Linked DNA regions of Mus musculus: region 2 is linked to region 1. The links are chromatin loops, found by intact Hi-C in ENCODE. Cell type or tissue: left cerebral cortex. All regions are shown on one strand. Links, peaks and the distances in the headings refer to the core of each region. The heading gives the core; the rest is flanking DNA. Region 1 overlaps 5830428M24Rik (RIKEN cDNA 5830428M24 gene). Region 2 has its middle 20 kb from the start of Gm31512.

What was found. Peaks named below come from ENCODE experiments on the same cell type or tissue, not always from the same donor. Only the 100,000 strongest peaks of a DNase experiment are listed, where the experiment ranks them.
Region 2: it touches region 1 in a loop (2.0-fold over the local background); 7 of 42 quality-filtered maps call a loop at or near these places.

The regions. Positions count from the first base shown.
Region 1 is chr12:69,462,216-69,472,597 of GRCm38, reverse strand. It overlaps 5830428M24Rik (RIKEN cDNA 5830428M24 gene), which reads left to right. Exons shown (of 5, transcript NR_038060.1): 3 at 2,081-2,204; 4 at 4,238-4,411; 5 at 7,184-7,811. Gm40434 (a long non-coding RNA gene) reads right to left here. Exons shown (of 2, transcript XR_872790.2): 2 at 9,752-10,101. Among named protein-coding and RNA genes, the nearest start is that of Gm40434, 5.6 kb to the right of the region's middle. In left cerebral cortex, for the core only: no CTCF peak of the experiment used is centred there; no DNase peak of the experiment used is centred there.
Region 2 is chr12:69,512,101-69,522,482 of GRCm38, reverse strand. No RefSeq gene overlaps it. Among named protein-coding and RNA genes, the nearest start is that of Gm31512, 20 kb to the right of the region's middle. In left cerebral cortex, for the core only: no CTCF peak of the experiment used is centred there; a DNase peak (open chromatin) is centred at 5,775.

The DNA of each region.
Region 1 (10,382 bases), core at 2,578-7,577:
TTGGCTAGATGTGAAAAAGGCAGCATGCCCCCATGAGCAGGGACTGCTGCGAGCATGTTTTCGACTTGGGAGACTGCAGGGCAGTGACCTCCAGCAGGCCGGCCACACAGGTAATTTTCTTGTCCTCCTTCACCCAAACACATACTTCCAATCTAAAACAAAACAAAACTACCATTAAAGTTAATCTTGTTAAAAAATGTTTAATTAAAAATTATTTAAATTGAAATTAAAATAATTCTGAAGGTAGGTCTACATTGTATGTGTCCCCTGTCAGAGTCCTCTGTTCCCAGGAAGATACATAAGCTGTAAAGTTCACATGCTTTTTCAGTCCTGAGTTGCTGTGACTTACTAGTCAAAGAAAAAATCGCAAAAAGCCGCAGTCAAACCATCCATTAGGAGACAAATTTAAGCAAGAACAGCACAAGCTGCTGCCGGCTGCTGACAACAGGTTTTCAGAATGGAATGATATGCCTACCAGGCAGTGATTAAGGACGGTGACAACAGGCAATTTAGTGAAGGGTCAGTGGCCGGCTGGCTTATTTATTTTAAAACTGAAACCCACTCATCACTTACTTGAAGTAGCAGCAAATGGTAGCATTGTGGTAACAGAAAGAATCCTACCACTTCCTGGCAAGTATTTCATTTATGGTTTATGGTAATGAGCATTTCATTTATGGTTTTCATTGTATTCTAGTTTTCTCAAGTTTGGATGTCACTGAGAAGGAAGCTCTAAGTTTGGGAGGCCCAGCTCTGAGGAACTCTTCCTTGGCACCTCTCAAACTTGCTACTTCTAAGAGTAATATCCTCCAGGATATTACCTTAGTTACTGTTCTACTGCTGCGAGGAGACACCATGTCCAAGACAACTTGTAAAAGAAAGCATTTATTTGGGAGCTTGCTTACAATTTTAGAGGGGGCATCCATGACCATTATGGAGTGAAGCAGGGCAACAAGCCTGCAGGCATGGCACTGGAGCAAAAGCTGAGAGCTTACATCTGATCCACAACGAGGAAGCAGACAGGCAGAGCTAACTGGGAACGGGAATGGCAGAAGTTTTTAAACCTCAAAGCCCACCCCTAGTGACACAGCTCCTTCAACAAGGCCACGCCTCCTAATCCTTCCCAAATAGTTCCACCAACTGAAGACCAAGTGTTCAAATATATGAGCCTATTGGGGGAGGGGGCACTCTCATTCAAACCACCATAGATACCTTCTAAGCAATAGGACTAAGCTATGTTCACCCAGGCTGTCACCAACCAGCCAGGGCCCCAGGCCTAGAGATCTGGTTCTTATGGTAGTGAATTACTTGTCTCTAAAGGAGGCTGTAAGGGCCATGTCTGGGACATTTCTGACATGACCACTGACCATTGCCAACAGCCATATTATATGTGGTTTTACTCCACATGGTCTAGCCTGGTGGAAAGGATGCATCTCATTGGTCCAGAGCACACTGGAATCAGGTACAAACTCATCAGTCTCGAAACTGAAATTCTTTCCTTCACTGTAGTTGGGGTGTGTGTGTGTGTGTGTGTGTGTGTGTGCGCTGGCATGCACGTGTGCCTGCCTGCCTGTGTTGGGGGGGGATACACCCATATGTGCACATACGGAGGCCAGAGATCAATATCCTCTATTGCAATCCACCATCCAATAAGGACTCTTATTGAACCTGGAGCTTGCTGCTTTGGTTAGACTGGCTGGGTACCAAGTCCCCAGTACCCCACCCCTCCAGTGCTGGCATTACAAGTTCAAACCATAACATCCAGCTTGCTGTTGTTGTTTGTTTGTTTATTTGTTTGTTTAGTTAGTTGTTTACATCCTGATCTCAGCTTCCCTCCTTCCTCTCCTCCCCCTCCCTCCTTCTCTTTTCCACTCCCACACGTATCCCTCCTACCCTTTGCCTCAGAAACATCCTGGTTTTTATGGGGGTTTGGGAGCTGAAGTCAGATCCTCATGCTTGTATAAAAAGCATGTCTCCCACTGTGCCATCTCCTCATGCCTTTGAATTTTTTTCTTGAGTAGTGGGGCTTACATTGTACTTGGCTTGTTCTGGGATCCTAACTTATCGCCTCTCTTCTTTCTAGAATGAATGGAGTCTCTACACATCAAATCGTGTGTCTTGACTACTCAGGATGTCAAGGGCAAAGGTTAACTCCTGGGGGTTTTCTTTCTGTATTAAGATTCTCAAGAGAACAGAACCAGTGGTGGGTAAGTGAATGGATGGATAGATAGATAGATAGATAGATAGATAGATAGATAGATAGATAATAGAAAGATAGATGATAGATAGATGATAGAAAGATAGATAAATAGAAGTTAGAAAGATAGATGATAGAAGTTAGAAAGATAGATGATAGATAGATAGATGATTGATAGATAAATGATAGAAGTTAGATGACAAATGATAAATGATAGATAGAAGAAAGATAGATATATAGATTATAGATAGATATAAAGATAGGTGATAGAAGATAAACAGATAAATAGATGAAAGATAGATAATAGATATAGATGATTGATTGAAGATAGATAGATAGATAGATAGATAGATAGATAGATAGATAGATAGATAGATAGATAGATGAAAGAGATATTTATCAATCTGCCAGCTGTAAGTTTAAGACCCAGGAAAACCATCCCCTTACTTCAGTTCCTTCGGTATCCAAGTTCCTTCCGAGACCCAGAATCTCTGCTGATGTAGCTCTAGGTCAGGGACTGAAGAAGAGATATTCCAGTCAAATCATGAAGCAAGAAAAAGAGAAAAGCACCCTTCTCTGCCCTGTGCCAGCCAGGCTGTCACTGAGCTGAATAAAGAGTATCAGTCCCCACTTGCCCGTCGATTTGGTTTCCTGCTCCCCAACCATAGCAACACATGTTCCACGGCCTCTGCCCTGCCTCTCACCAGGCATATGCAGCAAGCAGTGAAGGGCCAGAGCACAGCTCCCATCACAGGTCCCATCCTCCCTGCCACTGAGGTCTCTGGACAGTGGGTCAGTCGGTCCAAAGGCTGGGACCTTGTAAGCACTGCAATGTGAGCTTGAGGCCCTGAGTCTCGATATAAGAACCCACAGAAAACCTGTGAGTAAAGGCTGCTTAAACATCAGGGCTAAGGTGCAAAGAGGGCACAGGTAAGTCCCTGGTTAGCCAGACTTGCTAAATTGATGACCTTCAGATTCAGTGAGAGACTCAAAGTCTTAGAGAGAGAGAAGTGAGAGAGAGAGAATGATCAAGAAAAGACATTTAATATCTACCTCTGGTTTCCACAGGCTTGTTGCAAACACATACACACATGCATTAGTACATACTAGCACGTACATGTGCCGCATACATACATCATCACAGAGAGAGGTGGGGGGAATTCACAGTCAAGAATGACAACCATAGGTATTGCTCAACTCTTCCCGGGTTTCTCAAGTACTGTCTTAGGGTAAGTGACTCAAGGGTGCACAGCAGACTTAGCCGGACAGAGGTTAGAGTAGAGAGTTTTTTGTTTTTGTTTTTTCTAATCCAGGGCTTTATCTACAAAGTCCGAATTCCTGGAGGCACTGACTAGAGAGTGCACAGTGCATACAAAGGACAGTCACAACTCCCTGCGATGTCTTGCATGGGCCTTCCACTGAAGTTTGTAGCAAGCGCCCCAGTTTCTCGGCTCTTGGGCCAGGGGTTCTGTCTCTAGCTCTATAATTACTTGTTTCCCTTTGGAGAGGAGGGAAGAAGATGCACACAAATATGGAAACGTTTTGTGCCTCTGTTTACCTCGTTTTAGGATGGAGGTAATGTCTTCTCTGTGGCTCTACAGGTGGAGGAGATGTCCACAGAAAGAAAACCTGTGAAACCCCAAGACGGGGGAACCTTTTTGTACCCACACAGACATCCTTAGAGTCTTGTTGTCATTTTCTGCACTTGCGTAATCCTGGTGTTGAAATACCTTTGTGGAACCTGTCCTTGTCTTACACCAAAAGCTCCATGTCTTCTTCTGGGACTCTGGGGGAGCTGGTGGATCGTCCCTGAGGGTGATTTCAGAAGGAAACCCAGTTTTGCAGGACTGAATGAGGTAAAAAGTAAAAAGGTCTTCCCTCTCCTCCTTAGTTAACATTGAGTTGCCACGGCAGCAGGATTGTAGCCAACATTTTACCTGTATCATCACACTGACTCCTCATCCCAGCCATAGGGAGATAATTATAAATAAAAACCTTAAATGCCAGTTTAAACAACATGTTATGAGCCTTCCCATTTCACAGATGTGGAAACAAGGCTCCGAAAATGTTAAAGAAGCCACTCCTGGTCATTACATCAGCTAAACGACAGGCTCTGATTCACCTGGGCTGTGGGATTTCCAGGATCAAAGCAAGTGTAAGAGGGCTGATGGTGGGCCACTGTCACCACACCCTTCATCTTTCACTGTGTCATCTGAGGTAAGTGAGGGAAATAGCTGAACGGGCATGGTGGCCGCGACTACACTGTTCGGAAGCTCACAGCTTGGACTGCCCGGCCAGGCCTGGCCACAGCAGAGCAAGCACCAAGTGTGACATAATTTGACATGTATATTGTTAGCTGAGTCGTGCCTGTGTGTGTGTGTGTGTCTGTGTGTCTGTGTGTCTGCCTGTGTGCCTCCAAGCCTGTCCACTCACAGGTGGAGGCTACTGGTGAACAACGGGTGTCTTCCTTTGTTCCTCGACTTTTTTTTTTAATTTTATTTATTTTTATTTTCTATGAATGAGTGTCTTGTCTGCCTGTATGCACATGCACCACATGTGTGCCAGTGCCTGCAGCAATCAGAAGAGAGCACCAGGTCCCCTGGGACTGGAGTCACAGACAGTTGTGAGCTGCTGTGTGGGTTTTAGGAATCTAATCCAGGTCCTCTGAACGAGCAACCAGGGCTTGTAACCACTGAGCCATCCCTCCAGCCCCTCACATTTTTTGAGACAAAGTCTCTCAATAGTCCTGGGGCTTGCCATTCCAGCTAGACTGGCTGACCACTGAGTCCCCCAGGACACACAAATCTCTGTCCCTCCCCAGCTGGGGTTATAAATACACACTGCCACCACACCCATGCAAGGGCCCTGGAGATCCAAACACAGGTCTGCATGCTTGCACAAGCTCTTAGCCCATTGAGCCATCCCCTAGCTCCACTTCCTGACATCTTAACACTACCCCCGCACCGAAATGCACACATACAAAGAGAATTCCTGTTCAGCGGGGTCCAGAACCAGGACTGTAAATCCAGTCCAGTAGAAGCGGTGCAGTCTTGATCCTCCACATGCTCCCGGCCCTCGTTCTCCTTTCTTTCAGGTTCACAAAAGCCCTCAGGGTCCTAGCTGACTGGGACACCTGGAAAGGACACCCCCTGCCCCGTCCCGTTGGGCTGCCTGCAGGCTGTGCAGTACACTGGGAACTCCAGGTTCCCAGCTTTGTGAGCTGTCACACATGCTAGGGCGGGCCGTAGTGATGTACTGACTTTGAGTTCTGCTGCTATCAGTAACCCTCATCCAGATTTCTGTACGTGACTCCAGTAAGGCCATGTTGGATTCTGATAGTACCCATCCTCTGTTCTGTTCTCCGTTCCCTCTCTGAGGTGAGATGTGTGGGGAGTGTCTTCCCAGATGAAGTTTTGTCACATGTCAAAGACAATCTACCTACCCTGGCTAAGACGCTCTGCCAGGGACTTCTGGGGAAGTTTCTTCTCACTGTACCCGAACAAATAAATACAAATCACTGTGTCCTCTGCAGTCATCTTGAGATCAACAACCTAGGGACAAACCCTGGGAGCTCGGTAGACTAAGATGAAAAAGAAACCAGACGTGGTGATCCCAGGCCTCTGGGGTTAAGGCAGGAGGATGATGGTAGTGAAGTTGAGGTAGGCTACACTGTTAAATCCTATCTCAAAAAGAGACTGGGAATGAGGGGAAGAGAGGCAGCTCAGTTGGTGGGACACACACACATACACATAGAGACACACACACACACAGAGAGACACACAGACACACACACAGACAGACACAGACACACACACACACACACACACATACACATAGAGACACACACACAGAGACACACAGACACACACAGAGACAGACATAGACACACACACACACACACACATTGGATCTTTGTTGATCTGTCCAGGCACTATCTCCACCCCTACCTGAGGTCTACCAAGCCTTTGGATTTCTCAAAAGAAATTTCTTCTCACTGTACACGAACAAATAAATACAAATCAGAGGTCAGAGAGCTTCTTTTCGCTTTTTGTTTATGCCCAGTGCTTACATGACACCATAGTACACAAGGCTTTGGTGCCTTTTTAGGCTTTAGCTCATAAACTATGTTTGGTCACTGAAACTAACCTTTACCTCTCAGTTTTCTTCTCTTAAACAAATAAACAAAACAGACACAGCTTTGCATTCCTTAAAGTCTTCCCAAGTGAGGAAGAGACGGTGGTCCAACAATGGAAGCTCTGGCTCCCTCAGAGTCTTTTCTTCCTCCATCCTAAGGACTTCCTCCTTCCAAGTAATTTCCTGGCACAATATGACAGCTAGAGTTATAGCTACTCCATTCATCTTTCTGAAAAGGCAACAGGTGTGGACACAGTCAATCCCTTCTTACAGAGTCCTCTCAGAAGATTTGCCCCAGAATATCTTTTTCACACCATCCTGGTTGGGTGCCTCAAGCAACCAACATGACTGCCAAATCTTCCAGCTGAGCATATTGCCATGCTAACAATCTGGGTCATGTCACCAAGGGACGAGGAGAGAATGGAACTTGATAAGCAACCAGCAGGTTCTGTCCCACCCTGCGTAACAAGCAAGCCTGGTTTCTACATTCAGACCTCCAGCTTAGTGTCTCCTCCAGAGAGACCCAAAATTCTAGTAACAAATATTCTCACCATAGACCTTTAACATCAAAAGCTGAGATTCCCCCTCAGCAAGGATCTCTGACTACTATCTTCTAACACTTATGACAGACTGAGCATCTGTCCTCTTTAATTAGACCTCATTAGCCTTTCATTAGAATCTAATCCAGATGTGGTAGCATCCACTGGTAATCCTGGCACAAAGGCGGCTGAGGCAGGAGGATTGCAAGTTTGGGGCTAGCCTGGGCTACACAGTAAGACCGAAAATGAACTCATAACATTCTCAGCTTGTCATGTGTATATATATATTCCCCTCTCTCTTTTACTTTTTTTCCAGGTTGTTCTACAGTGCCTTGCTTCTGATTGTGCTGTCAACCTTCTCAGTCCCTGGGTTGGACCTAGGACAACAGGCCAGCCTTTGGTTAGCATCAGCAGCTGAGTGGAGACTCGTCTCCAAGCATCAAGGATGTGAAAATGTGATCTTGTTGGGGATAGTGGGAGCTTGGGGGATGGGTTCCTTTGTACTTCTCTCAAGGTCTCCTGGTCCCTCCCTGTGTGTTTGTGGGCGCCACAGACAGCCTCACAATCAGGATGAGTGGTAACGGGACAGTCAAACACAATGAAGGGAATCATTGTCTCACGAGAGTCAGAACATCTGTTCCTCCCACCGCACCTGGGCGAAGGCCAAATAATCAAAAGAAGGAAACAGGATCTGCCAACAACGCACTTTACCTTGAGTCTTTGTGTAGAGAATACCTTCTCCAAGTAGGCGCCTTTCATTGGCTCAGATTTTCCCATCTCAGTTGTCATTATAACTGAAAGCTATTGTAGCTCATAATTTCACATTGTCCTTTCAAATAGAAGCATCGCCAAGCAGATGTGAACAATTATCTTCAATTGTGATTTTTTTTCCATTAAATTTCTAAAGGAATACCTAACCTGGGTGTTCAAACATTGGTTAATCCAAACCTTTGCGATTTCATATTGTGGGTTCATCCAGTGGGATTTGATATTGGGTTTTTTAAGTCGTGCTAATTGAACCAGTTATCTACTTTATTAGAGGTGCCCATATATTTTTTTAAAGCAAAACATTATCATACTGTGCTTGGGGGAGGGGGTAAAGGGACTCGAGCCAGCCCAGCATGGCAAACACGGCTCTAGTGGGCTTTGTCCTTCAGCATTGCTAAACCGTTAGATTATATTCTTAAACTGGCCACCAAGGTCTATCCCCTTATCCGGCCACTTCCTCCTCCTGAGCTAACTACAAATGTCCAACTATCAAAGTATTCAAGTCCAGCAACCAAAGCCCCCCCTTGGCTCACCTAATTAACATGCCCAATTAAAATTAAACATCTCACCTTACATGGGTTTTTCCCTTGTACCTGTATAAACTGCCATTCACCTACTGACCACATCGGTCTCCTCTCTATCCAGACACAGTCCTTTGTCCCACTACGAGACAAATATCTCCCCCCCCACCCCTGTTCCCTTCCCCTTCTCTATCATCCTCTATCTCCTGTCTTTGTCTCTTATTCTCTGCCCTTTGTCCCTCTGAGGCAAATAAATCTCCTTTGGGCTGAGAACTTGGTCTTGGGGGTCCTGAGCCAATACAGTTCCCTTGGTGGTGGTAGGGATCACAGATCCTTGTCTTGGTTTTAATAACCAAAGAATAAATAATGAGAAGGTTGACATTGTTACAGTATGAGGGGCAGGTAAAGAAACTCCAGAGGAAGGGGACAGCCTGGGCTTTCTAATTTTCAACAATGAACAATCATATTTCAGTTCCAAACACATTGTCTGGATTAAACAGAACTCCATTCCAGGGGGAAAGCAGGCTGTATAAGCTAGGGGCGCTTCTTGCTGATAATGCGCTATGTATTCAGACATCATCACTGTTGGTACAATTAGAGCCTTGCAGAAAAGGAACACTGGCCCCAGGACCAGAATGCAGGGGCATTGGGGGAACTGAGTCCTTTTGGAGCCTGAGCGAATTAGGAAGCACAGATGCCCAAACATACAGGACTTGGCGCACGCCTTTAATCCCAGCACTCGGGAGGCAGAGGCAGGCGGATCTCTGAGTTCGAGGCCAGCCTGGTCTATAAAGTGAGTTCCAGGACAGCCAGGGCTACACAGAGAAACCCTGTCTCTAAAATCAAAAAAAAAAAAAAAAAAAAAAAAAAAAAAGGACTTAACCTCACAAAGGTCATTTGAAGGAGAACGGTTCCCTCTTCTGCCTTGGTACCAGGAGAGAAGATCAGCCAGGTTTCTCTGGCTTTCTCTGGCTTTCTCTGCAGCTGGGGCTTCTCCCTGTGGCTGTAGTCATCCCAGTGGAGATGGGGAATAGGTGACCCTAACAGCAAAGAAAGCCTGGATAGGATAGACAGCTAAGGCTAGGAGCCTGTCAACACATCTCTAAGGAGACTGTTCACCGCCCTTAGAAACACTGCCCGTGCCTTAAGAGGCCCCTTTCCCTTTGCCTCAGCCTGAGTATCTCTCTCCTTTATGCTGTAGGATTTTGCTCAGGGACTCCTGAGCCACAAAACTAGAGGAACTCTAGGTGTCATTTTTACATAGTGTGGTCCTCGGTAACCAGCTGTGTGATATTGTACAAGTCACTCAACCTCTCTGTTTCAATTGTTGCATTTACCTCCCGAGAAGGGGCGCGAGGGCCCTGTCAAATCTTATTTGGAAAAATCCTAGCGAATGAACAGCACCTAGCATGTGGGTGGCCAGCACTCCTTGAAGATTGTCTATGGGGACAAATGAAGGATTTCTCCTACTGTGCTGTCTCCTAGATTTCCATCTCAGGAAAACACACGCCTCTGCAAACACAGGACAAAGATGAGAAAATGTCCTGGAATCCCTTTATTCTGTTCAAAACCCTTAAGACATCAGGAGATGGGACTGCCTGTGTGCAGAGTCTTTTAATTACACAACCTCTGAGCTGACTTGGTTAAGTTTTAATCGAATGGTGGACTCCCGATGAGCACCCGGGCTTCAGAAACACGTGAACAAAATGTAAGGTATGGTCTCTTGGTTCTAGTTCCTTTCCAGTGACCGACTGTTGCTCAGTGAGGCGGCGCAAGGCTTTTGTTTGTTTTCTTGGTTACAGCAGAGAATAATGCAAGAGCCTCCAGATTGTCTCACATGGAAGTGATAGATGGATGCCAAATTCTCTCTGCAGAGGCCTCACGTTGGCTGCTCTCGGCTGTTCAGAATGTAATTTCATGCACATTGCAAACGGCCCATTAGTCACTGGCAAGGAAAATTAAATTTTCAAAGTTGCTCTCTCTAACAAGCCTTCACCACCACCACCACCACCACCACCACCCCTCCGTCTCACACACAAAAACCTTGCTGACAACACAACTCCTCATTAACGCAGAAGAGAAGCAAACACTCCTTGCTCCTAGCCGGCTCTCCTACCCATTACTCCCATGATGCTTTGGGATTCAGATTTGAATCAACCAAGTTCCCGATTCAAAACTTTCCCTCCCTTCCAGGAGAGGAGCATTTGTATTTCAAAATCGTGGAGC
Region 2 (10,382 bases), core at 2,669-7,668, 50 kb before region 1:
CTGAGCCGAGGAACCATGTGCTCTCAATGACCCAAGCCCACAGACCTAAATGCGTGAATTCAAAGGGAAAGTGGAATTGTTCAAAACATTCACTGTATGACTACAGAACATAGGATTTTGGAGTTCAATATTTCAGTTCTGAGTTTTGAGAACACACAGGATGTAGGCATGGCTGAAATACAGAGGAAACAAGGTGACTTTGAGTTGAGGAGGTGAGCAGACTGAAGGATAGAATGTTGACTGAGACCTACATTAAAAACTCACCTTTTTCTAAGAGGACTGCAGGACAGATGCAACGCAAAAGCCTGGAACTTTCCATCTGAGGACTGTGAGGTGTGGAAGCGGGTCCTGTCCTTGGAGAGATCTAGTTTCAAAACAGGCAAAAAAGGATTCTGAGAAGGATGTGTGTTAGGTAGGACGGAATGGGGGACTCTGGGCAGAATAGCCTGGGCAAAGGAATGGAAGGGTGGTGTGGGCGACACCACAGCACAGGGCCTAGGAGAAGGGCAGAGTACAGATTAGTTTTGCTCTGGTCAGAAGTTAAGAATGGCTCTGATGGGGTCACCAGGTTGACTGGCCTTTCCAGATGCTGGCCAGCCTGGAGGTATAAAGATTTGTTTTTCCTGCTTGTGTATTCTAGAGAGGGATAATACTAGCCGTTGGCAGTAGAGCCGGTGATCTGAGATGTTTGCTCAGGTTCCAGATGAGATAGTGGTGACAGGAGGCAGGGAGAGCTGTGGGTTAGGTCAGTCAGAGTGAGCTCTAGACTGGCCAGCAGGTAAACCAGTAGGCGGAGGCCAGTGTCACCTGCAAAGCTGTTCATGTGAGGGGCTGGCACCTCTGCAGAGATAGTTTTATGTAGCAGGTCCTCCTGGAGTCTAGAAGGGTAAACTGTCCTGCGTCAAATCTTTTTAAATCCCATAAACAAGGCATTATATTGCTATTCTTTCATATTACAAGAAGAAAAGATGTTTATTCTAAATCCCTAGGCAAAATGGCCTTACACTCTTGACTCCCTCTACATACATACCAAAGAGCACAAATAAGAGGTAAATTCTTAACATGCTGCTAAAGTCTTGCTTTTAATAACTCAGCAGGCAGAAGTCTCTCTGAGCTATTTTGTTTCTTGCCTTGGTTCTCCAGTCAGATGGAACTGGGCAAAGGAGAGTGAGAGAAACAAACACTGGACCCTGTCAAGGTTGGCAGTCTAGTACTCAGACTGAAAGATATATATCCATTAAGCCCAAAGCCCATTAGTTGGCTCCTTCTTGATTTCAAGTGGCAGAGACCCAGCAGAAACTAGCTGAGCCCAAGCAGAAACTCTATTCGTTCATACCTAGTAGGGGTGGAAGAAGGAAGTAAGAAGGAAGAGAAGGAAGAAAGGAAGGAAGGAAGGAAGGAAGGGGAGGAAGAAAGGATGAGAGAGAGGGATGGGCAAAGGGAGGGGGAAGGTAAAAAGGGAGGGAAGGAGGAAGGAAAGAAGAAGAGGAAGAAAGGAAGGAAGAGGAAGAAGGAAGTGTGAGAGGAATAAACAGAGGAAGGAAGGAAGGAAGGAAGGAAGGAAGGAAGGAAGGAAGGAAGGAAGGAAGGAAGGAAGGAAAAAAACAATCAGCAAAGGCCACTGGGCTGACCTGATTGCATGTTTGAATGATGCTGGCAGGGCTGTGCTCTGACAACCCATCATCTCAGCTTCCTTCACCAGCACCAGCTTTACCTCAGGGACACTTCCCCAGTTGGTGTTCTCAGGACTCTAAGCCTGCTTCTTGTCAACTTTGCTGCTCCAGCCATCAGTACCGTTCCTGCAGCAACATTCAGAGCCTTGGTTCTCATATAGCACCCATCCAAGAACCAAGTAGAGCCAGGAGAAGGCAGTGCTCTTATTGGTCAGGACAGATCATATGCCCACCTCTGGAACCATAGACTGGTGTTGAACCCATTTAAGTCATCTTTATGGAGGTGGGTCTTCAGATTGAAATTGCGCAGTTACCAGGATGAGGGTGGCAGGACAAGACTCAAGCAAATAATATGTAGTAGCCATGACACAAGAGTCAAGCTGTGACTCAGTACCAGCTTTGTGGATATATGGCTGTACAGTCACTCACAACCCAGCTGCTACGGATTAATGCTCGGTTGCTTTGAAATTCTTAATTTTTTTTTTTAGACTTTATACTCATATCATTTCCAACCTTTTTTCCTGTAGTCAGGTGGTGGCTGCTGCTGAAGTCATGTTGAAAGACTATCTTTATGTCAGTGGAGGACTTGAACTTTCCAGGTTTCTGGGTCACTGGTCTCCTCATGGCATAGTATCTGGTTCCAGGAATAGGACAGAAACTAGACTCTGATAGTTTCTTGAAGCTTAGAGTAGGGAGCCTTTGTGGGTCTGTCTCTTATCTAAGGTCTGTTGGCCAAGCAGCTTCAGATACCAGAGTCAAGGAGAAAGGAAAGGGAACCATCTCATAGCAGGTGTTTCAGGGTGGGAACTGCGTGCACGCCCTGGAATACTAAGTCTTTGAGGGTGAAGGTGTTGCTTGAATTTTCTCACTTAATTCTCACCAATTTTTACCAGATTCTTAAGACTGTTTTACAAAGAAGGAACCAGGTTTATAGGAAGCTGAGACTCAGAGTAAGCAAGTGACTTGCTCAATGACACACAGCACTCTTACTGCAAAGCCTGTGTGTTTAGTTCCTCTCTATTCTGTGTTGGGTTCCACACAGAGAAGAGAAATCCTCAAAAGGCTGAGATCCTGAGAAGGTTGTGACAAGGACCCTACGGTCAGCACTAACATGAGTCTGGATGTGTCGATGAGTAGAGCCTGTAACATTTGGATTATATAATAATCACCCACCCCACCTACATGCGTTAGGTATCCCTTTATATGGTCTGAAGCCAAAGGTATACTTTCCTGTTAGTCATTTAGCAGCCATCTGAGTTACGAGCTGTCATAGCAAGACCAATATGTTGCTCTATTTTACAATTAGTTAATCTCTTATAGCTCCAAGTTTATAAATTAAGCTTACCATAAGAATCTATGTATAGGTGTGTGTGTGTGTGTGTGTGTGTGTGTGTGTGTGTGTGTTGCCTTTAAGACATTATCTCATGTAATTCAGACTGGCCTGGACTTCACTAGTAGCCAAGTAGCTAAGGCTGACCTTGAATTTCTGATCTTCCTGTCTCTGCCTTTGAGTGCTGGGCTTATAGACATTAAGCTGCTGCTCTTGGTATTACGCAATGCTGGGAATCAAACCCAAGGCTTTGTGCGTGCTAGGCAAGCACTCTACAGGGTGGGCTATTTCCCCAGCCTATAAGGGGAGGAGAATGATGAAGGTTTCATCATTGGAGGCCCTCTCAGAAGGTTCAGCTGGGCCTAACTTAGTTTCTCATTGGCTGCAGAGACCCTCTGGCTAGTGTGGCTTTCCAGACCTCCCTCTTGGAAAGTGAGACCCTTTGTCCTTACAGTGTTTTGTTTTGTTTTAATTTTGGAACATGTGGTTTGCTGAAAACACAGCAAGCTTGATTAAAATAGTTCTGCCATGCTACACATGAACTTACAGTCGCTATCCGGTCTCCTGGTAAAACAGCAAAGAACCCTTCTGACAGGAAACCTCTGTGGTTTGTCCCTCCACAAAAGGATATGCTGAGAAGGGTAGGGAGTGAATAGGGTAGGGGAAAAGATGGAATTTCAATTTAATTTTGTCAGGACTAGGTGTTTAGAAGGCAAAACATAAACCCGAAACATTGTTGCAAGTGACCTTGGAGAGAACGGTGGAGACTCTGATCTTGCATGTCAGGCCCTGGGGCTTCAGGCTCTCATATTGTTTTGTGATGACACTGATGATATCTGCTTGGAGTCCTGGAGTTAGGCTGTGCCTTCCCACTCTGCTATGGTGGAGACATGGTCTTCATCTTCAGCTGTCCTGAAGGGACAGGGGAACCTGTGGCAGAACTTTCCAAAGTCATCCAAAATGGGATCCCAAAGAAAGGAAAGTTCTGAGGTCTAGCAACTCTCAGAAAATTCTGGAAACCACTGTGGTGAAGAGACACTTCCTCCCTTAGAGCCGGAGCATTTTGTCAATGGAACTGAGCCCTGAGCAACACAGGCAGGAGGGCGATTCCTAGCTGAGACTAGAAAGCAGACGTTTAGCTTATGATGGTGGGATTGAACCCAGAGGCGCATCACTTACCCACACCAGGGATAGCAAGTCCAATCTTGAAGTCTGGTAATAAGACAGGAAGCAGCAATCTTGCCTTGAGCCCATGCTCTGACTTTCTTCCCGAGATGGACTGGTTGCAAGTGTAAGTCAAGTAAAGGCTCTCCTCCCTCAGGGAGTGTTTAGCCTGTGTTTCACCACAGTGACAGAAATATGCCTTCCATTTTCCCCCCTCTTCTTCAAGTAACTCTGCATCATGTTTTTTTTTGTTTGTTTGTTTTTTGTTTTTTTTTTTTGTTTTTTTTGTTTTTGTTTTTTTACCTCAGTAAATACATTTCAATAATACTAAATGCAAAGTTATAATTTATTTCCTGAATCTTCTATTGTTGGAGAATAATATTGCCTATTTGTCTAGGGGATGGTGTTTCGTTGATATTATTGTATGGCAGCAACCAGCATCATTTTCTGGATATATTCCAAATAATGGGTAAAACCTATGACCTTTTAAGGACTTTGATCCTCCATCAGCTGGGATAGGCTAACTGTTAAAACAAACACCCCTGAGTCAATGGGGCATAAGATAAGGATTTAATAGTGTCTGCAAATTCCTTTCTCTGCGTCTTTAACAATTAGGAGGATGGCACGTTGTTTGTGTCTTTTTTCTATAGATTGCATGGGAAGTCATGGCTCCTCTGCACAGATGCAGTGTGCCTGTTTCTGATCTCAGAAGGGTTGTCACTAGACAACAGACAGTAGGACTCATATGCCTGACTCCTTTCAGAACAGCCACCAAGTTACTGCATTCAACTCTGTTTCCCTTACCCCCTTCTAATTCTTCCTGCAGAACAAGTGTCGTGTGCAAAATGGGCCACCTTTTCCAGGATCCAGCCCCAAGCTCTGTGCCCCAAATCACCTCTGAATGCAAGGTCACCAAACTGTCCTAGCTTAAAAGACAAGTTTGATTTGGGGGCACGGGTGGGGACAGACTCCAGGGAATAGAACTAAAAGGTGAAAATAGCATCCCAGGGTTGACTTGGTACATTGGCTTTGACCAAATCTCCCAGTGTCTTGTCCTTTGGCGTTTAGTGTCTCGGCAGAGCATTAGCATAGCGAAATCAGCAAGAACTGAGAAATTGTAACAGAAGCCATAGAACTGTGTAAGAGCTGTTCCTTCGCGTGCACCAGGTTGATGAACGCTGGCTCATGTCTGACCTGTGGTTTCCTCCTTGTTTTGAGACTGAAGCATAGTTATTCGAAGATAATGCTTTTGAATGGCCTCTTGTCTACATCTGTACTGGACTCCCAACTGTTGCCTGATGATCAGTTAGGGCTGGCCCCTTGCAAAGCAATGTTTCCAGGGAGGTGAGCAAAAGAATTCTTCAAAAAGTATATTTGTCCAAGGACCTCTGAGAACCAAGCCACAGCATTCCTATAGGTAGTGTGTGTGTGTGTGTGTGTGTGTGTGTGTGTGTGTGTGTGTGTGTGTGTTTTCTTATGTGTCGGCCTACCCAGTCCCCACCTCCACTGCCTTCCCCAAGAGGCAGCCTCAGACTCTGGACCTCTTGACTGAGTGACTCACACTAAATCTAGCATTTATAACCTAGAAAAAGAAACAGGAAGTGGCTTACAGAGCCAGGGTACAGCTCAGGGAAGGGCTCCAGTGTCGTTGGCCTCAGATGAGATGGTAAACGCAGACAGAAGTGTGGTGTAGCAAGCATCTCTCTTTCCTCCCGTTACCATGGTGCCTTCTGGTTGGGGCTGGACCATCTCAGTGGAGTTCCTAGGTGCATGATCGTGGCATAGGGGTCACTGCTTCTGGGCCAATGACTCTTTCCAACGTGAGGTCTTGTAAGATGATAAGCTCTTCTCTGCAGTGGCCTTGGACCTTTGACACAGCTTTTATCAATCAGCCTTATAAGGAGAAGTGCTTAAGTGGATGCGGTGGTAAACGCCTGCGATCCCCGTGCTTGGGAGGTAGATGCAAGAGGACAGAGAGTTCCTGGTCATCTTTGGATCTTTGACTACATAGGGAATTCTAAGCCAGCCTGGGTTACTCAATCCAGGAAATGTGTTCAAACACCATGAACTTGGAAAGTGTATACCTAGGACACCATGAACTTGGAGACTATACCTAGGATTACACTGTGACACCCATAGAAGGGCTTCCTTTATAGGCTGAGAAACAAAAGTCCATTGTTACCCTGGGTCCCCAGAGTCTGGGTCCCCAGAGGAGTGCTCCAGTGGTGTGGTTAGCACTGTCCTGGGTGTGGCCCTAGGGTCTTCTGCCCAGGGTGGTGGGAGTGTGTGTGGCTGATGGGGGAGAAAAGAGCAGAGGGCTAGCCTTCCAGTACATACCCAGGCATCCATTTCTGATTCTCTCAGGACTGAAGGGTAGCAGGCAGCTGAGCCATCCCCACTCCTACCCTCAGAGCCTCTAACTAGTTCTCCTAGCTCCCCATCCTCTCACTGATGTCTTCCCACAGGCTTACCCTTGTCATGGCAGGGTGGTGCCAAGACACTGTGGAGGCCTTTCCCATGCAGACTCAGTGCAACTATCTGTAATGGCCTCTTTAGGCCAGGGTCTCCAAGTACCAATTTATGGAGAAATGGTTGTAGCACAGACTGGTTCTTGGCCTGCTCTGCAGCCCTCCAAGAACCATGTTTCCCCAGGCCTAAAGGTCTGGTTCTAAAAGCACCTGTTCCTCTAGACCGGTCCATAGAGTAGAGGGCCTGTAGCCAACCAGTCGTATTTTTCCTTTGGATGAAGATAACTTGCTTCCTTTTCAGCCTCTTGTGACGTTTGGAAACGATCCCAGAAGTAGAGGGGATCACTAGCCTGGAGAAGCCATTTGAGGCCTAACACAGCTCTTTCAGGAGGGATTAGACGGAGGCCAGATTATCGAGCAGTTTCCCTCAGCCCTGGCTTGCCACAGTGACAGCATTACCCAAGCTTTTCCATAAGCAAAAGGGCTTGCTGCTTCAGGAGTCTGTGCTCTCTCGGTGTCCTTCAGAAACAGGCAGAGAAGGTCACTTCCTGTCACAGACCGGGCGGGATTGGAATCCACTGGCTTCTCCTCAGAAAGAATGCTGATTCTAAGATAACGTCAGGAAAGGACGAAAACTGCCTCTACCTCACGGACCTCTTCAGGCCCCTCCCAGATCCTTGTGGAGCAAAGGAGAAAAAGCAAACTAAACTAACCCGGGATTTGTCTGGAGGGATGTTGATACTTCTGGATACTTCCTAGCACCCATATCTGGCTGCTCACAACTGTCTGTAACTCCAGTTCCAGGGGATCTGACACCTTCTTCAGACTTTCACAGGCACCTGTATTCACATGCACGGGTGCTCGTGCGCACACACACACACACACACACACACACACAAGCACACTCCTAACTTTTTTAAACAGTGATTTGCCAGGGCAACCTTGCTCGATGGTACTGGCCAACCGTCCTTAGTTCTGTGTTTGAGCTGCTGAGTCTCAGATGACTTGAACACTCACGTACAGCTTCTCGTAAACCAAGAAGGGAAAATGCTATCCAGCACCTCCTCTGCTCTCCCCCGAAATCCCCACGGTTCTCAGTTTCTCGGTCAACAGTGGCTGGCTTTTGCCCAGATCACTGTGACTCGGTGGCAAATGCTGAGGAACAGAGTACAGGAGGTGATGTTGTTTTGTCTGCAAAGTGGAGATGAATCTTTGTCTCCGTTTCCCAGGCCTGGGGAGGTTGGGGGATTCCTCGCCTCCTGAACGCTTGAGATCTCACAGGGCTATCACAGGACACTTGAGATCTCACAGGGCTATCACAGGACACTTGAGATCTCACAGGGCTATCACAGGACACTTGAGATCTCACAGGGCTATCACAGGACACTTGAGATCTCACAGGGCTATCACAGGACACTTGAGATCTCACAGGGCTATCACAGGGCACTTGAGATCTCACAGGGCTATCACAGGGCACTTGAGATCTCACAAGGCTCTCTCTCTCTTTCTCCCTCTCTCTCTTCCCCCCTCCACCCACCCTCTCTCCCCCCCCTCCACCCACCCTCTCTCCTTCAGAAGGCGCTGCTTTTTGAGGGCTCCCTTGCTTCCTCTTTAGGAGGCTGTGATCAGTAGCCGGAAGGAGTTGTACTCCCTCCAGCCCAGTTGGAAGAGTTTAAAATGGTGGGTTTAGAGCCATACAGACTCTGGGCCCTGGCTTTGATTTTAACCGAATGCTAAAATGAACCGTTTTCTTTCTCCTCCTTTTCCTTTCAGTGACTTTTCAGGCAGCCCAGGTTGGTGCCAAACTCTTTACATAGCCTTTGACCTCAAAACCTCCTCCCTTTCCCACTTGCTGGGACTACAGGTTTACATCACCACACCCTGTTTTATATGGTGCTAAAAACTGAAACTTGTATGCACTGGGTGAGCCCTCTAGACCACCTGAGCAACATCTCTAGCCCTTAAAACAGACTGTTTCCTAAAACAAACAAACAAACAAACAAACAAACAAAAACCCAAGAAACTAGCTTCAGGAAGATTCTATGTCTAAAACCTAAAGCAGAGATTCCCAACCTACAGGTCATGATTATTTGGGGGTCAAAACAACTCTTTCACAGGGGTTGCCAAGGACCATCAGAAAACTCAGATATTTACATTATGATTCATAACAGTAGCAAAATGACAGTTATGAAGTTGTAATGAAACTAATTTTATGGTTGGGGGATCACCACGACATGAGGAATTGTATTAAAGCGTTGCAGTATTAGGAAGGCTGAGAACCCCTGGCCTAAAGGCTGAAGAGCTTTGTACTGACTATTTCTTGATTTTTAGGTAGGCTTGTGAGCAAGGCAGGGTGGGGTAGGTAGTTCTCACTAAGCTGAGTATGGCACAATTTATCTACATCGATGACTTTCACTTTTCCTTTCCCTCTGGGGCCTGAGGATGATGTGGGGCCCAGGAGAGGGCAGGAGTCCACTTCTCCTCCCCCATCGGGGCAGTAGGTGGTACTTTCAGATCTCAAACCACACGCCTACATTTTCTGTTTGGCCACTCTCCTGGGCTTGCCCCGGCTAGAGCTGGCTTTGTGAAGTGAAGGGTATTGAGGGCACAGGAGTCCTCCTCAGGGACCTGCCTGACAGCTCAGCCCATGCTCTCCCCAGGGTGTCCTGGGTGCCCAGATCCTAGGAGAAGCTGGCCTTGTCTGCTGGGGAGGTTAGCCCAAGAGAAAAGTCTCACTGAGAACGTCCTTAAAACTGTCATCTTAATGGTATCCAAGCCACTCAAGGTCAGACACTTAACAGATGTTTACTGGGGCCCTACTAGGTGCCACCCCTGGTAAGTCCTCATGGAACTTGCAGTTTGACTTTCAGGGAAGGAAAGATTTGCAAAGTTTCTTCATAAGAGACAGTGAGCGCCTTAGAGCAACTGTGGAAGACACCTGACATCACCTCTGGCCTACATACATACACGCTCACACACACTCACACATACATATGCACCCACATACACACATACATACACACTCACAGACATAAACATTCATGCATACATATACATAATACATACTTACACATTCATACACATTCATACACATACACACAGCACTTACACACTCACACACATACACAAATACACATACATACCCCCATACTCACAAACACACACCTCTGAGTGTCCCTTTCTTTGGCTACCCTCAAAGCTTCTGCTCTCTAGGAATGATCTTACAGCCTAAACTCTCCTCTGAGCTCGCACAGTAGTTCCCCTGACAAAAGTCCCTGTCAAGGAGAGTCTCAGAAAGTTCAGCAGGATAACTCATCTTCCCTCACTCTGTTCTCCTAAGAGGGAACCTAATCCTGGAAACATCAGGCTGACTTGAGGACCCTCAGCATATCTGTGCATTGGCTTTTTCAAATCTCAGTGGTTCTCTTTCCAGGAGCCCACAGGTCAGGAGTCAAGGGCAGAAGGGCAGCAGGCCAGGTTCAGGTCTGTCCAAGAGAGTACAACCCTCAGGCTGGATTCAAGGTACCATGAGGCCCTACCTCCTCCTTCTCCTCCTCCCCAAACAGGTTAAAGTCTTAAATGCTGGTAATTAGGATATGGTTTCATTTGGAGACAGGGTCCTTAGAGAGGTAATCAGGTTAGAATGTGTCATTATAATTAGCCCTGATTTAACATGACTCATACCCTTATAAAAAGGTGGGGGGGGATATGGTAGCAGACACATGGGGACAACACCCATCTGTGACA